Linked DNA regions of Homo sapiens: region 2 is linked to region 1. A link is a loop called in an ENCODE intact Hi-C map of the cell type or tissue named here. Cell type or tissue: heart left ventricle. All regions are shown on one strand. Region 1 overlaps MCC (MCC regulator of Wnt signaling pathway). Region 2 overlaps MCC (MCC regulator of Wnt signaling pathway).

Evidence for each region. Peaks named below come from ENCODE experiments on the same cell type or tissue, not always from the same donor. Only the 100,000 strongest peaks of a DNase experiment are listed, where the experiment ranks them.
Region 2: a loop joins it to region 1, with 2.2 times the contacts of the local background. A loop is called at or near these places in 5 of 110 quality-filtered maps.

What each region holds. Positions count from the first base shown.
Region 1 is chr5:113,042,291-113,044,790 of GRCh38, forward strand. It overlaps MCC (MCC regulator of Wnt signaling pathway), which reads right to left. Exons shown (of 19, transcript NM_001085377.2): 17 at 1,240-1,340. Among named protein-coding and RNA genes, the nearest start is that of DCP2, 67 kb to the left of the region's middle. RefSeq lists an enhancer at 1,416-1,954. In heart left ventricle, a CTCF peak has its summit at 1,446 (motif pointing right); a DNase peak (open chromatin) is centred at 1,431; H3K27ac peaks cover 270 bases.
Region 2 is chr5:113,211,088-113,213,587 of GRCh38, forward strand. The region is part of intron 3 of MCC (MCC regulator of Wnt signaling pathway); the gene reads right to left. Among named protein-coding and RNA genes, the nearest start is that of TSSK1B, 220 kb to the right of the region's middle. In heart left ventricle, no CTCF peak of the experiment used is centred here; a DNase peak (open chromatin) is centred at 1,302; H3K27ac peaks cover 935 bases.

The DNA.
Region 1 (2,500 bases):
GGGAGACCCTGTCTCAAAAAAAAAAAAAAAAAAAATTAGCCAGGTGTGGGGGCATGCACCTGTGGTCCTAGCTACTTGGGAGGCTGGGGTGGGAGGATCACTTGAGCCCAGGAGATTGAGGCTGCAGTGAGCTGTGATTGTGTCACTGCACTCCAGCCTGGGCAACAGAATGAGACCCTCTCTCAAAAAAAAAAAAAAAAAAAAAAAAATTTAAGCATTATAAAAATCCTCAAAGAGATGCATATCACTAAAAAAGAGATGACAGATTTAATCACCAAAATAACTCAACATATAGGTCAAACATCACAATGAACCTAACTAAAGAATAAATTAGTGAGCTGGAAAATTTAGCCAAAAAATCTGTCTCTCCAGAACTGCAACTATCTGATAGGGCAGCCACAACCATATGTGGCTCTTGAGAACTTGAAATGTCTGAATTTGAGATATGCTGAGGTGTAAAATACATACCAGGTTTTGAAAACTTGGTTAAAAAAAAATTTCATTAATAGTTTGAGAAAATATTGACTATATGTTAAAATAATGTAGACATATTATGTTAAATAAAATGTTATTAAAGGGAATTTCAGCTGTCTTTGTTCTTTTTAATGTGGCTACTAGAAAATTTACAAGTACATATGTGGTTCACATTACATTTCTGCTGGACAATGCTGCTGTAGCACCCGGGGAAAAAGCAGTGATGGAAAGAAGGTATGAAAAGTGGAGATACGGAAGACAGAGCTAGATGAATCAGCATCTGTTTCTCCTTGCAGGAGGAGATAAAGAACTGGGGGGCGGTGAGGGGAAAGAAACACTGAAATAATAGAGGAAAATTTCCCAGAACTAAATAAATACACAAAGCTTTTTCACACTACCAACGCTGAAGGAAAGTATTCCTGCTGAAGTTGGAAACAAGGTAAGAGTGCCTGTTTTCACCTCACTAGTTAACACTGTCCCGGAAGTTTCTAGCCAATGCAACAACATAACAGAAAAGGAAAGGAAGAGGAATTTTCCTATTCACTGATGAATCAATGACTGCCTAAGTGCTGTCTCTTAAGTGCTCTCTCTTCTCACTGTTTTGAAAGGCCTGGCACCAACAGGCCTTCTCCATTTCTGGCTTCCAAGACATGGGTAAAGTGGAACACATCAGCACCTTCTCCTTTTGGGAGCAGCAAAGAGAACTCAGAACAAAGTCTCCATGCCCAGGATAAACACCAGCTGGGGTGGGGAAAGGGTGCTTACCGACGAATGGCGTTGGTGAACTCCGCAGCCAGCTCATTCTCGCTGCACGTTGTCCTGAGTTCGGCTAGGGACAGAGCTGGGGAGGCAGCATCAGCACACTCCTGACAACAGCAAACACATTCCAGTTAGGCCTGAATCCAAGCCGGCAGCACCCTGGAAGCCTGCAGCAGAGCGCGGTAGGTGGCTCGTGCAGTGATGGCAGCAGTGTGGGCACCGGGTGGCGCCCTCAGGTCATGCCAAAGGGGAAAGCCTGGCAGCAAGCCAAAGAGGCCCCTCTGCTCCCAGACCGCTGGCTCCTTTTGCAGACTGGCCAGTGCGGTGGGGATGACACCCAGTATGCTCTGAGCAGCCGCTGATGCCAGGCACTGGTCTAAGCATGCCATATGCATTCAATCATTTAATCTCCACAAATACTCTCTGAGGCAGGAACTATCATTATCTCCATTTTACCAAGGAGGGAATGAAGGCACAGAGAAGTTATGCGGCCCAGTCACCAGCTAGGAAATGGGGGAACCAGGATTCAAACCCAAGCTGTGTGGCCACAGATCAATCTCTTGACCGCTAGGTAAAGCCTCTTGTAATCATACAAGACAAGTGAGAAATACCTGTGAATATCCTTGGTGCCCCATCCCACGTCTCCTTGGGAGAAAAGCAAACTCCTTTAGATTTAGGAGCCTTGCTGGGTTCAGTGTAATCATCAAGAAAACCCAGCAGAGGAGGAGGAAAACAGAAGTGCAGCCCACCCCATGGCTTAGCATTAGACAGGGACCTTGACATCATCTAAAGCAAATCATCCCACCCTGCAGATGAGGAAACTTAAGAGCCAGTGCTCCAAATCCTATAGTTAAGACTATTCAAAGCAGTGACCATGCCTGAGTGCTCTACATTCCATGCACAGAGAGGACAGCAGCCACACTACATAGTACCATGGCTGGGGGAAGGCATTCATCGGATGATCTCTCAACGGACATGAGTGCTACCAAGCTGCAGACCTGAGAATAAAAAGCTTGTGATCTGTTGCAGGAGATGGAATGTAAACAGATATTTTTTTGTTTGTTTTTTGAGATGGAGTTTTGCTCTCGTTGCCCAGGCTGGAGTGCAATGGCGTGATCTTGGCTCACTACAACTTCTGCCTCCTGGGTTCAAGCGATTCTCCCACCTCAGCCTCCCGAGTAGCTGGGATTACAGGCATGTGCCACCACGTCTGGCTAATTTTGTATTTTTAGTAGAGACGGGGTTTCTCCATGTTGGTCAGGCTGGT
Region 2 (2,500 bases), 170 kb after region 1:
TCCTCATCCCCAATGTGATGGTTTCAAAAGGTGGGCCTTAGGAAGGTGCTTAGGTCATGATGGTAGAACCCTCACGAATGGGATTAGTGCCCTTACAAAAGAGACCCCAGAGAGCTCGCTTGTCCCTTCTACTATGTGAGGACACAGTGAGAAGGTGGCTGTCTATAAACCAGGAAGCAGGGCCCTACCAGATGCTGAATTTGCTCTCGCCTTGATCTTGGACTTCCCAGACTTCAGAACTGTGAGAAATGTCTATTGTTTATAAGCCACCCAGCTTATGGCATGTTGTTATAGTAGACCAAACAGACTAAGACATGTAGCATTGGACACTTCATCTGTTGATGACAGAGATATGAAAGAACCTGAAAGACCCAGCCTTACTCTGTGTAATGGTGCCCACAGCTTGATTCTAAAACAATCTTCTACATAGCCACTGGCTTGGGGGGTTCTTGTTGCCTAATGCTGACAAAGGAATCCTGCTCCATGTTAACTTTTCATGTAAGGTACTGTCAGCATATCTAAAGATCAGAAAACAGGCTCAGTGACTGCTTTTTATGTAGCTGATGTTTATATAAATAGCAGAATTTGGTAAATGTGTACTTTTGTATGTGGGAACACAATTGAAGGAGACCTTTAACTCATTATCTCAACTACTGGAGGTTATCCTAAAACTCCCCTTAATTAAAAATAAACAAATTGGCTTAGAGGTTAGTTTTTAGCACACTTGAATGAAGACATTTATTAGAAACAAACATGAAAACTCTAACATTTTTAGAAGCATGAAAAATTGGAGTAGTTATGTGTGACACATGCCTAATAGCAAACTTTTAAAACAATGCATTTTTATTAAATCAGAACCTAAATACACACACAGTAAAGTACCTCTAATTTTCAAACACATGGAATACATGGCTTCCCTGAGAGAATATCTCTAAGATGCAGTAAGATCCCAGACAATTATAGAAAGATTATGTATTTGCAGCTTAGTCAAGGGCATTTTACTAAGGTCTGGCATTTAAAAACTAATGGCTGTTTGATAACTAACATTCCACTAGTTCTCTCAATAATAACAAATTAGTAAATAAAATTATGTTGGTACATACATATATAACCAATCTTTATCAATTCATATATAGACAATACACACCTATCTAATACTCAAAGGCAAGAAAAAGCCATTCCCCTTTCTCTACACCAAGCAGTATGATACACATTTCTTGCTCACTAATCTTGAATCCCTAGATATTTGAACATGGGCATTTGTTGCTGACAGCCACCGCCAGACAAAGCTCCATGACCTGGCTCCACTCCAGGAGAGGCCACAGAGAGGGCTTCATACCATTCTTGGAAAGCATTCAACTACCACATGCAGCCTCATCTCACACCGAAAAAAAAAGATCTCACGTTGCAGACAGCTTCACTATAATGTTAACATTCTTGGTTGTTACACACACATTTGACAAAAAATGCAAGCCTCTAGATATAGCCACGTTTATTGTACAATGCCAATATTGTGTTCAAACACAAAATTCTCTATCATTTTAGGCAACACCACCTGCAGTTTTATTCTCTCACTTCCCAACCTCTTAAGCCAAAGAAATGAGAAGGTGCTCTTCCTTCTATTCACTCCCCAACACCTAAATACAACACTGGGTAAGACTCAGTTCCTGCCCACAGGGAGCTCAGAGGGAGGCATTCCTGTACTTTCTAAATTGCACAAGATGTCACTCCCCCTCTAACTATGGCTAAAAGGACGAAAAACAGACAAAAACAAAATCCACCTTGCTCCAGCTCTTTAAGCTGCCCTCCTGCCTACTAATACCTTTCATTCTCATCCAGTTCTGATGTTTCTTTACCTGTCATTTACTTTAATTACTTCAAACACATGTTCTTTCTGGTTCCAGCGTTCCTTCTTTCCCAAGTGTACTTGTTTTTTTTGTGTGCGTTTTAAAATTCTATTCTGCAAAGCTTGCTTTCCCATGAAACCCAGACTGTTTTCTACAGGATTTTGATAAGCCAAAGTGTTGCTGTCACACGCAATGCCATTGCTGCTCCTATTTGCCTCTTTCCTAGGGTCTCTGCAACTTTCTGCGAACCCTCTACACACCTCTCTAACTTTCCGCTGAAAAAGTATGCTCATAGAACTAGGAATAAACATTAAAGCAATCAGAGGCCTCGAGGAACTAAGTTTAGCAGGCTAATAAGAAATACCACAAGGGGTTAAAATATTAAGCAGAATGTGAACACTGCCCTAAGAGTTACAAGTGCCATGCAGGCTTGGAAGGGGGAGATAAAGAAATCTGTTTTTTAGATGCCATGTGAAATGCAAGGCATGGTGGTCTCACAGTGTTCATGGCTTTCAGTAAAGGCTCATAACCACCATGACCCTTCAGGCAGTTCACAGCAAGCAGTGTCCTAATAAAAATATTTAGTCATAAAAGAGAACAACGACATAACCTGAAGACTGCTTGGACCCTTAATGATGAAAGGCTGACTGGCT